Regions from separate parts of the Homo sapiens genome. Here region 1 is linked to region 2. A link is a contact called in ENCODE Hi-C or POLR2A ChIA-PET data. All regions are on one chromosome and are shown on one strand. The core of a region is the stretch at or near the end of the contact, and the rest is flanking DNA. Distances in the headings are between cores, read along the strand shown.

Region 1 (5,713 bases), core at 3,152-5,651, 450 kb after region 2:
TTGAGCCCAGAAGACAGAGGTTGCAGCAAGCAGAGATCACACCACTGCATTCCAGCATGGGTGACACAGTGAGACCCTGTCTAAAAAAAAAAAAACAAACAAACACAGGGTATTTCACCATAATTTAAACTCCAAATCTAATATATGCATTGATTTGGTGGGAAAGTATCCCTTTAATAGCTCAGGTTTCAAAGACTCCACAACCAAGAAGGTATCTATAGTTTAGACAGTTAAGAACATGTACATACCTAGTTTTTCATTTAACTTGGATCCAAACTAGGGGTAACTAATTTGGATGCATGCACAAAAATTTTCATTCTGATTTTTGTAAACATTTCATTGAAAACTGGGCGTGGATGTGAATTGGAACAGGATCACACTACTGAAACTTACATAGGTTTTGCAGTCTCACAAAAGGCAGGAAAGTCAAGCTCTCGCTTTTCACCTCAATCACTACCTTTTTACCACACCGCCATGTGACGTTGAGCACATCTCCTAGGTAGTTTCCTTGTCTGCAAAATGAAATGTGGACTAGATGCCCCATCTGGCTCTAACAGTCTCAATACTGTAACTGATGCAGAGCACCTATTTCCTTCCTACTTGAAGGAACTGCAAAAGAACTAAACATTAGAACCACAAAGCAATTTCATGAGGCAGCCAAATTAGTTCTGATAAGGAAAATTATTTAGCATGAGTTCATGACTTGAATCAATCCCAATCTGTTAGAGATATAGCTGAATCAGATTTAATAGCCTCCCTGTAATCAATAAAGGAGAACACACTGTCTGGACTAGGCAAGGAAGGAGAGGTATCAGCATCTCTTAATAGCCTTTATTCTTCTGCTTACTCTCACTCCTCACCCTCCTTCCTTGAACCCAAGTTTGAGTATTTAATGAAAGTTTCAGAAAATGAATGAATGGGAAATGAGGGAGGTGAGGAGATGGCAAAGGAGTTGTCAGCTGACAGTCCACATCTTTGTCCTGCTGCTGTGCTGAGAAGGTAGTCAAAGGAATATTACTTGTAGAATATTTGTCACTGCATCTCCTCAGCCATTAGTGAGCTCTGATTTCTTGGAGATTCTAGAAAGCTCTGCACAACTGTTGTGATGTATCTAATATTATTTCTTCTATAGTTGCTGATGTTCAATTTTTTTTTTTTGAGATGGAGTTTTGCTCTTGTTCCCCAGGCTGGAGTGCAATGGCATGATCTCGGCTCACCGCAGTGAGAATCGCTTGAGCCCAGAAGACGGAGGTTGTAGTGACTAAGAAATGGTCAAGCAACATCACACAGAATTCCCCTCTGCCATGGTACTTTAAACTTCACGTTTTTGCATGAATCAAAAAGCAAGTGATCGCCAGGCGCGGTGGCTCACTCCTGTAATCCCAGCATTTTGGGAGGCCGAGGTGGGTGGATCATTTGAGGTCAGGAGTTCAAGACCAGCCTGGCCACCCATGGCAATACCCCATCTCTAATAAAAATACAAAAATTAGCCAGGTGTGGTGGTGCGGGCCTATGGTCCCAGCTACTCGGGAGACTGAGGCAGGAGAATCGCTTGAACCCGGGAGGCGGAGGTTGCAATGAGCCAAGATTGCGCCACCGCACTCCAGTCTGGGTGACAGAGCGAGGCTCCATCTCAAAAAAAAAAAAAAAAAAAAAAAAAGCAAGCTTCACGTACAAGGCATCACTTCATGCACAAGGCACTGAGCTGACAAAGCCATGGCCTTTGCTCAGATAGGGTTGAGAGACAATAATCAATTATTGCCAAAATAAAAGGACTCTAGGAATTCAGAGGGAATCCCAATGCATTTTGTACAAACAGAACAGAATAAAAGTAGGGAGGCTAGGTGCACTCCAGCACTTTGGGAGGCCAAGGCAGGAGACCAGACTGGGCAACAGAGCCCTTAAAACCTCATATCCAAAAAAAAAATTTTTTAATTAGCTGGGCATGTGGTGGGGCACCTGTAGTCCTTAGCTCTTTGGGAGGCTGAGATGGGAGGACTGCTTGAATCCAGAAGTTCAAGGCTGCAGTAAGCTATGATTGTGCCACTGCACTCTAGCCTGGGAGACAAAGCTAGACCCTGCCTCAGAAAAACAAAAACAAAAAAACCCACAGCAGTTAAATTTATCCTCACTTTTATTACTATTTTTTAGAGACAGAGTGTCACTCTGTCACCCAGCCTGGAGTGCAGTGGCGCGATCTCGGCTCGTTGCAACCTCCGCCTCCTGGTTTCCATTAACTCACCTGCCTCAGTCTCCTAAGTAGCTGGGTCTACAGGCGTGCACCACCACGCCCAGCTTATTTTTGTATTTTCAGTAGAGACGGGGTTTCACCATGTTGGCCAGGCTAGTCTGGAACTCCTGACCTCAGGTGATCCACCTACCTCAGCCTCCCAAAGTGCTGGGATTATGGGTGTGAGCCACCACGCCCAGCCTATCCTCACTTTTAGAATCCCATGATTCTGAAACTGCAATTTGACCTGTCCTTTTAAAATAATTTTTACCTTTAGCAAGTGCAAGCAAGCGAGAGCCACACGACACATTATCTTTGCATGTCTAGTCATAAGATACTCCACCGTTAAACAGTAGAAAACAAGAATATCTCCCACTAGAAAAACTTAAGGCCTAACAGGTCACCTCCTATGGGGCAAGTTTAAAAAGCTATTTTCTGGAGCAGGTACTAGGATGGCCTTCAGGAGCATTTTAGTGCTTTCTGACCTACTACCTTTCCTCAAAGCTTTCAATCCTTTTGGGCTTTCTCCACTTGAATGTGAACACCTACAGATCTACAGCTCAGAAACCAGGATGCTTAATGGGTAATTCCCTCATTTCTCTTGCTCTCACAATTGGTGTTTATGGGGAAGTATCAACTACTTGCAGTGCCATTTCCCCATCAATTACTAGAGAGTGGGGAAAGTGAAATTTAAAAAGCATTAAGACATGTAAAAGTTCTCCCACAACTGGTTTCCATTCATGAAATATTTATGCAGAGTTTATAAGCTATAAAGCCAGAGATGACTTAATTCAACAGATTTGACTTTTCCAAACTGAGTGGGTGCAGTACTCCAAGGGGAATTATTCAGGTTTCAAAGCTCAGATTCAAAGAGAAAACGATCTAATTTGTCACTCCTTACACTAATATTCTCAAAAGTCAAGTCCAATGCGATTTAGCAATAAGAAGGGACTAGGATTTATAAAGTTGCCTTTTAATGAGAATGTATAGTCTACTTGTTTTAACAAGTTGAGCCTAAGATTAATGTATTGCGTACAGTTCAGAAAATCATGGGCCTCAACTGCATGAACACTATTACAAAACAGTAAATGTTGATAATATTTAAGTTGAACAAATTCACAGAGGCGTTAAATCGGCCAAACGAGTACAACAAAGACACACCTTTCCAACTCTTCAATTTGTCATAGTTTCCTTAAAAATCAGGAAATCTTTGTTTTGCTTTAAGGCAAATTGTCAGGTCGACCAAAAGGACAGATAAGAGCAGAAACACTTCGCTGCAATGTAACTCATTCAGGAAGGTTTAACTTGCCGCTAATCCGTGCCACAAAAAAAAATCTAGGCTCTGTTGCAGGTACAATGGAGGACACGGCTGAAAAAATTTGGAATTTTAAATGAGACAAATGCAAAACCTGGTGGGCGTAAAAAGGAGCACCTATGAAAGTGACAAATAGGGGGAAAGGGTGGGCAAGGGAAACAATGGCTGACTGGAGAGCAAAGAAGGGGAAGCTCAGGAGAAAATTTTAGAAAGCCGCCAGGACCCTGTAGTTCTAAGATCTACGGGGAAACAGGCACCCAACGGCTGCGTCTCAGGTTTCCGCGGGTCACTAAAGAATAACGGACATCCTCCCAACGGTGGCCCTGGGGCTCCGCGGGCGCTTCCGCCGAGCTCGCGCCGACCCCGCGCTCGGCCCCGCACCCCGCCGGGCGCTCGCGGCGAGATACCGGACGCTGCCCGCGTCGCCCGATTTTGTCCGTTCGGTCCTCCACACTCACCCCGCGGCCATCGCTCGCCCGAAGCCAGGCGACAAGAACAAACACCTCCCGACGCGAAAAAGGAAGCACAGGCGATTCTCGTCAAAGCAGACTTTATTGGGGCGACAGGGCCGCCCCGCACGCGCCAGCCGCTCCCCGCGCGGCCCCCGGGCCGCCCACCCGCCTCAACCCCGCTCCCGGCCGGCCCCTCCCTCCCTTCTCCTCAGGCTCCCGCCCCCGTGGTGCCCGGGGCCGCGCGGACCGCTCACCGGCTCCCAAGGCAGCGGCTGTAGCGGCGACGCCCCGTTCCCGAGTGCGGCCCCGGCCCGAGGCGGCGGGTTTTGTGGCTGTTGCACCGCGAAGGGCGGCAGCCGCGCGACACCGGGAAGCGGGAGGCGGTGGCGGCGGCGGCGGCGCGCTGACGTCACGCGCCGCGGGCCAGCCAGGGCGCGTGCGAGCCGCCCCGCCCCCGGTCCCATCGGCCCCAATCCGGGAGGAGCCCGGCGAGTGGGCGGGGCCGCGGAGGCCAGCGGACAGATCGATTGGCCGAGAGGAGAATCGAGAGGGCGAACGGGCGAGTGGCAGCGAGGCGGGGCGGGCTGAGGCCAGCGCGGAAGTCTCGCGAGGCCGGGCCCGAGCAGAGTGTGGCGGCGGCGGCGAGATCTGGGCTCGGGTTGAGGAGTTGGTATTTGTGTGGAAGGAGGCGGAGGCGCAGGAGGAAGGGGGAAGCGGAGCGCCGGCCCGGAGGGCGGGAGGAGGCGCGGCCAGGGCGGGCGGTTGCGGCGAGGCGAGGCGAGGCGGGGAGCCGAGACGAGCAGCGGCCGAGCGAGCGCGGGCGCGGGCGCACCGAGGCGAGGGAGGCGGGGAAGCCCCGCCGCCGCCGCGGCGCCCGCCCCTTCCCCCGCCGCCCGCCCCCTCTCCCCCCGCCCGCTCGCCGCCTTCCTCCCTCTGCCTTCCTTCCCCACGGCCGGCCGCCTCCTCGCCCGCCCGCCCGCAGCCGAGGAGCCGAGGCCGCCGCGGCCGTGGCGGCGGAGCCCTCAGCCATGGCCTCGGGCGACACCCTCTACATCGCCACGGACGGCTCGGAGATGCCGGCCGAGATCGTGGAGCTGCACGAGATCGAGGTGGAGACCATCCCGGTGGAGACCATCGAGACCACAGTGGTGGGCGAGGAGGAGGAGGAGGACGACGACGACGAGGACGGCGGCGGTGGCGACCACGGCGGCGGGGGCGGCCACGGGCACGCCGGCCACCACCACCACCACCATCACCACCACCACCACCCGCCCATGATCGCTCTGCAGCCGCTGGTCACCGACGACCCGACCCAGGTGCACCACCACCAGGAGGTGATCCTGGTGCAGACGCGCGAGGAGGTGGTGGGCGGCGACGACTCGGACGGGCTGCGCGCCGAGGACGGCTTCGAGGATCAGATTCTCATCCCGGTGCCCGCGCCGGCCGGCGGCGACGACGACTACATTGAACAAACGCTGGTCACCGTGGCGGCGGCCGGCAAGAGCGGCGGCGGCGGCTCGTCGTCGTCGGGAGGCGGCCGCGTCAAGAAGGGCGGCGGCAAGAAGAGCGGCAAGAAGAGTTACCTCAGCGGCGGGGCCGGCGCGGCGGGCGGCGGCGGCGCCGACCCGGGCAACAAGAAGTGGGAGCAGAAGCAGGTGCAGATCAAGACCCTGGAGGGCGAGTTCTCGGTCACCATGTGGTCCTCAGGTGAGCGCC
Region 2 (5,334 bases), core at 1,696-4,195:
ACTAGGACTACAGGCACACACCACCACACCCGGCTTTAAAGAAAACCATCTTCTAATTATTCATGATTATTACTTCCTTTTCAAGTTCAGAAATACCACACCTCAGCTTTTTATGCCAATCATCCAACATATCCTGAAGTATAAAACTGCAAAGTGGAATAGAGAGAGCATGAACACTGGAATAGACAGATGGGAAATGAGGAAGATGAAATGTGCATCTGGGTGTTAAGTCTCACCCTTTGAAAGCCGCTTCTCCATAGCACCTGCCTGCTGCCTTAGAGAGGCAGAGAACCCACCTGTGCCAGGCGGGCGCAAGAGGACACTTTACCTGGCCCTCTGCCAACTTTGGCCCCTCCCCCCATTTCCTTTCCCTGCCAAAGTTTTCTTTTTTTCTTTTCCTTTTTTTTTGTGACAGGGTCTTACTCTGTCATCTAGGCTGGAGTGCAGTGGTGTGATCTTGGCTCACTGCAACCTCTACCTCCTGGGCTCAGGTGATTCTCCCACCTCAGCTTCCCAAATAGCTAGGACTATAGGTGCACACCACCATGTCTGGCTAATTTTTTGTATTTTTTTTGGTAGAGACGGGGTTTCCCATGTTGCCCAGGCTGGTCTTGAACTCCTGAATTCAGGCAATCTGCCCACCTCGGCCTCCCAAAATGCTAGAATTACAGGCATAAGCCCCGCCCTCGGCCTCCCTGCCAAAGTGTTCTAACGTGCATGTACCTGCCCTCTCCCTTTGATATCCAGCAACCTATTGCATCACCAGGGTGCTCCAGGTCACCTGGGAGCCCTCTGCCACCAGACAGAAGAGCCTCACCCCAGCCTCATCCTCCTTGACTCTTCCTGCAGAGAACTCTACGCAAATGCCCACTGGAAGCTTTCTGTGCTCTTAGCTTAGAGAGACAATGTCCTCTGCTGATTCTCCTGCCTCTCTGACCATTCCTTCGGAATGTCCTTCTCTCTCCTTTGTCAAGGCTGTACCCCAGCCCCTGTCCGATTTTCTATTCTCTTCTTTAGAGACTTCATCTACAACCCCTTTGCTGACAACTCCCAAATCTCAATTCTTTCTCTCCAGTTGCTACAGGGCACTTCTAATTGGAGGTTGTGCTGTCCCCGCTTGACCTTCCTGTCTTTCCAGCTGTATGGTCCTATAGCAACTTCCCTCTGGCCGGCCCTTGGTGCCTCATTTCTGGAGCACTGCAGACATCCTGGGCTGTTCCAGCAACAGGCCGCGGCCCCTGCAGCCCAGTCGGCAGGCAGACCCAGCTCCCTAACACAGCTCTCAACAGTGGCCTGCCTGCGTGAACCCTCCAAGCGTTCCTCCATCTCCCCCCAAGTCTGGTTCAGGCTCCTCTGCAGCTCTTGGGGCCTCTCTTACCTGGCCCCTTGCCCTCAGTCCAGTCTTATTTCCCACTTGTCTGCACAATGTCTGCAGGCACCGTTCCTTCTTTCCTCACTAGCAGTGTCCTGCCCACTGTCCTCCATCCACCAAGTCACAGTCAAACCCGCAGCACCTGTGGCCCTTCAGCCTTCACTCACAATGTATCTTCCCAATTAACAATCCTGCTAGGACAGGAATAAGCTCTTAAACTTCTCCCTCTGCCCACAGCATATAGCACCAGTCCTTACTAACCCATGCACTAACCGTGCCGCACGCAGAGTGACAGAGCCCTGTCCCTCACCTGCCATCTACTGATGTCCAAGCTGGGCTTCTGGAAGGACAGGCCTCTGAGCCCAAGCGAGACCTACGAGTTTTCCTAATTTTAACTTACTCAGTTCTTATTTCACCTACTCTATTCAACCTGCACAAGTTAGTACCTACCATTTCAGATTTTGGCATGGAACTGAATTATGACTGATGCAACAGGAAGTGTAAACGTTCTGCAGTCTCTTTGGGACCAAGCTCATTCTTGGGTTAGATGATCCATTTTATATATTCTAATTTATTGCTTCCCACTCGTTATTTGGCGCATCTTTACTTACTTTACTCCATGGGTATAAAATGCGAACCATTAACAGCATTTATACGTGTATGGCCTGGAAAAGTTACAAACTCATAGATCTATGTGTTTCTCCGACTGCGCTATTTTCTCCTAACTCTTGGTGTCTTTCTGATGTAGAATAAATACTGATTTCCTTAGTCCTGTAGCAAGTTAACAAGCCTGTAACGTGACAGATCTGTATCCCAGGGGCTGATCATAGAGAAACCACAAAGCGATGTTTTAGCTGCGTCGAGTCCTCAACACGGGGGACTTCCAGCCTGGTACCAGGATAGCCTCTCTGGCCCAGTGTGAGCGAAGGTTCGAGCTGACTTGCCAGTCCCGTGCTAAGTCTCACTGAGGCAGGGCCTTGCTGCCGCGGAAAAACGTGTGGACAGAGGAACGCGCCGGTCGGATGTGGGCCACAGTGAGCCGCGGCGTGGAAACGGCCGAAATGTGCGGGCGCGTTGTCCATGTTTGGTCGTGGAGCTGCCCGCGGGCGCGGGAACAGCGCGTCGGGGGCGGGTGGGCTTGGGTGTCCGTGGCGGAGGTTACCCCGGGCCCCACGCGCCCGCTCTCTCCCGGCCTTGGTCTTTGTCCCCGCGCCCCCGCAAGGGCCGCCCGCCGCGCCCCGCAGCCCCTGAGCCCCCGTGCGCGGAGGCGGGGCCTGGCCAAGGGGACAGCGGGCGGCAGACGCGCCCCTGCGGCTCCCAGGCCGCCCGGGCCGCGCTCCCCGCGGGGAAAGAGGCCGCAGGCGCGGGGAGGCTCGGCCCCGCCCCGCCACGTCCCCCTCCCGGCCCGGGCCCCGCGGCCGCCGAGGCCGCCCCCTCGCGGGCGGAGCGGGCGCTGGGCTCGCGCGGCTGCGGCGGCGGCGGCGGGCCCGGGGTTGCCATGGTAACCGGCAGCAGCAGCCGCCACAGCAGGGCCGGCCCCAGCGCCAGCGCCGGTCGCGGTCGGGCTCAGCTCAGTGTGTGGTGAGCGGCGGCGGCGCGGCCGGGCCGGGGAGCGGGCGCGGCCCGGCGGCCTCAGCATGGAGGACGGCTTCTCCAGCTACAGCAGCCTGTACGACACGTCCTCGCTGCTCCAGTTCTGCAACGGTGAGGGGCGGCCGCGCGGGGCCGGGGCGGCGAGCGGCTGGTGGCGGGCGGCGGCGACGGCGACGGCGGGGACCAAGCCGAGGGGCCGAGGCCCGGCGGCCGCGGGCGAGGCCGCGCAAAGTTGTTGCGGAGGGGCGCGCGGTCCCCGTTCCCGCCGCCGGCGCATTGTGTTGGAGCCGCGGGGCCGCGCCTCGCTCCGGGCCGCCCCGGGCTCCCCGCCGCCACCCCGGCTCCCGGCACTGGCGCGCGGACCCCGCCGGCTCCAGCACCCGCGGAGCGCGCCCGGGCGGAGGCGCGTGGGGCACAGGGCGGCGGGGAGGCCCGGGCAGCCTCCGCGTTCCGGGGAACGTGTTGCTTTTTTGCTTCCCGACCCACATCTGTTTGGAAATGACTGGATGAAGAACTCGGGAAACAAATCCTTTAATAACAAAACCCTCCTGCGAGGATGCACGCAGTGTTTGGACCCCCAGAACCCATTCAGGTCTACTTTAATGAAATCATCACAATTTAATACAATCTAGAGCTTTTTAAATGGAAAGCCAAAGTGGACCTGGCCTCAGTGTTGCTTCTTATTTTGTTTATGGGATAATGGATTCTTTTTTCTTTTTTTGTTTTTGCAATTTTACAGGAAGGAAACATTCATATCCACCAATATGGCATCTTTTTAAAAATATGAAATCCTACATGCTTGAAAGATTTCAGTCTCATTGGCAGGGTTGAAAAAGATTTTCATAGCACACTGAATATTTTATCAGAACATGATGTGTGATAATTCACGCACAAAAGTTAACCACACTTTTTTTTTTTTTTACATGTTGGATTTATTGCTCCATCAAAGGGCCCCAAAAGTTTGTTAATGGGAAAAAAAAATGTGTATTTGATAGAATTTGCTTAAGTGCAGTCGGAATAATTTTGAATTCTAGACCCTTTGACAACTGGAGCAATTTATTTTGCTATTGTATTGTGATTTAGGGAAAGTTTTCTTGTTATTCGACACCTGTTTGTCACTGTAGCAGTAAAGAGTAATGAGTGTGTTGATTCATCCTCTGTAGTGGTATTTTTTATCTCTGGTGAAATTTATCATCTTGTTCATGGTAGAATGTATACTCTGATAGCTTTTGCAGCTTATACTTTACATCTGAACCATTTGTGGGCCTTCATGAATTTAGTAATTCCCTCTTCAGTGGAATTAAAGAAAGTTTCTGCTTTTTCTCTGAATTTAACGCCAGTTTCCAAGAGCAGAACACCTGTGTTTTTGAGCCTCAGAAGGTGTTGAGGGCAGGTAGAATGTATTTGGTATGCTGGTGGTCCCTGGAATACTTTATAGTATAGAGTCATGGGAACGGTTTTGCTCTCCAGTAGGTTAAATAGATTCCTCAATTAACATTTTGAATAGGTTCCTTAATTGACTTATAATCAATCATATTTGAATTATTGTTTTTGATCTAAAAAGTAGTTATATGCTTATGGTAGAATTCTCCCTATGCTTAGTTGGAAAGATATGTGGCTGAAATTTGTATTAAATGACTTTGAGGCATCAGGTCTTACAAATTTAATCTGTGGGCGTATTATTGACAGCTTGATTTGCGATATGAAAATGAGCCTAGATATTTTTATTGGAGCAGTTGTTTGGGGCCTGGTCATACTGTTCCTAAATAGCAGTTTAGTCATGAAGTTGACCTACACGTCTGTTCATGAATGTTTTCGTTTTCTGCATTTTCCTTTTAATTGCCAGCCTAGAGATATTGGCATGGTATTTTACTGGTGGTGATGTCCAGAAGAAAGTAAAAACCAACTCTTATATTTTGTAGAAGTATTGGTTTAAAGAAAAACCACCTTAACTAGAATCAAACAATAAGATCACTTTATAACTATTGAATTACTTTTCTCAAAAAGTTCTCAGCTCTGTATTTGTTATTTTTTTTTTAGGTTGTCTAATGAATAAAGTTTAAAGCAAGAGTGGCCTATGGGGCAGAAGTCAATGTTAACTGGTGATGTCTTAGGCAACAGATGTTTTGATGTGAAACATTTTAAGAGGCTTTCATTAAGTGAAGATATAAATGAATACAAGTCAGTTAATTACTATGATGATTCAATTAAAGCAGTGGATCACAGAAATGCCATTTCACTAGGAACTAAATTAAACATTTGGATATTTCATTAGCTACATTGGCAAACAATTTTTTCTTTTTAAATGAGAGACTTACATTACAATGGCAAGACAGCAGCATAATACATGAACTCATACATTTTCATAT

The links. Hi-C counts contacts between places; a loop is a spot of excess contacts on that map. ChIA-PET counts read pairs that join two places held with the same protein, here RNA polymerase II (POLR2A). Pooled maps may share reads with other maps.
Region 1: a map of CD4-positive, alpha-beta T cell shows a loop between it and region 2 (4-fold over the local background). The contact joins the promoter of YY1-DT here to the promoter of EML1 in region 2. A Hi-C loop is called at or near these places in 1 of 168 maps with a recorded cell type or tissue (CD4-positive, alpha-beta T cell) and 7 of 50 pooled maps. POLR2A ChIA-PET finds 5 or more read pairs at or near these places in 2 of 52 experiments (AG04450 and HEK293T).

What each region holds. Positions count from the first base shown.
Region 1 is chr14:100,234,220-100,239,932 of GRCh38, forward strand. It overlaps YY1-DT (YY1 divergent transcript), which reads right to left and starts at 4,402. Exons shown (of 2, transcript NR_189150.1): 1 at 4,252-4,402. YY1 (YY1 transcription factor) reads left to right here and starts at 4,925. Exons shown (of 5, transcript NM_003403.5): 1 at 4,925-5,704. The coding sequence starts at 5,026. RefSeq lists enhancers at 3,987-4,839, 5,677-5,713 and silencers at 4,077-4,676, 4,737-4,816, 4,967-5,036, 5,527-5,576.
Region 2 is chr14:99,790,468-99,795,801 of GRCh38, forward strand. It overlaps EML1 (EMAP like 1), which reads left to right and starts at 2,946. Exons shown (of 22, transcript NM_004434.3): 1 at 2,946-3,076. The coding sequence starts at 3,010. RefSeq lists a silencer at 2,640-3,119 and an enhancer at 2,867-3,698.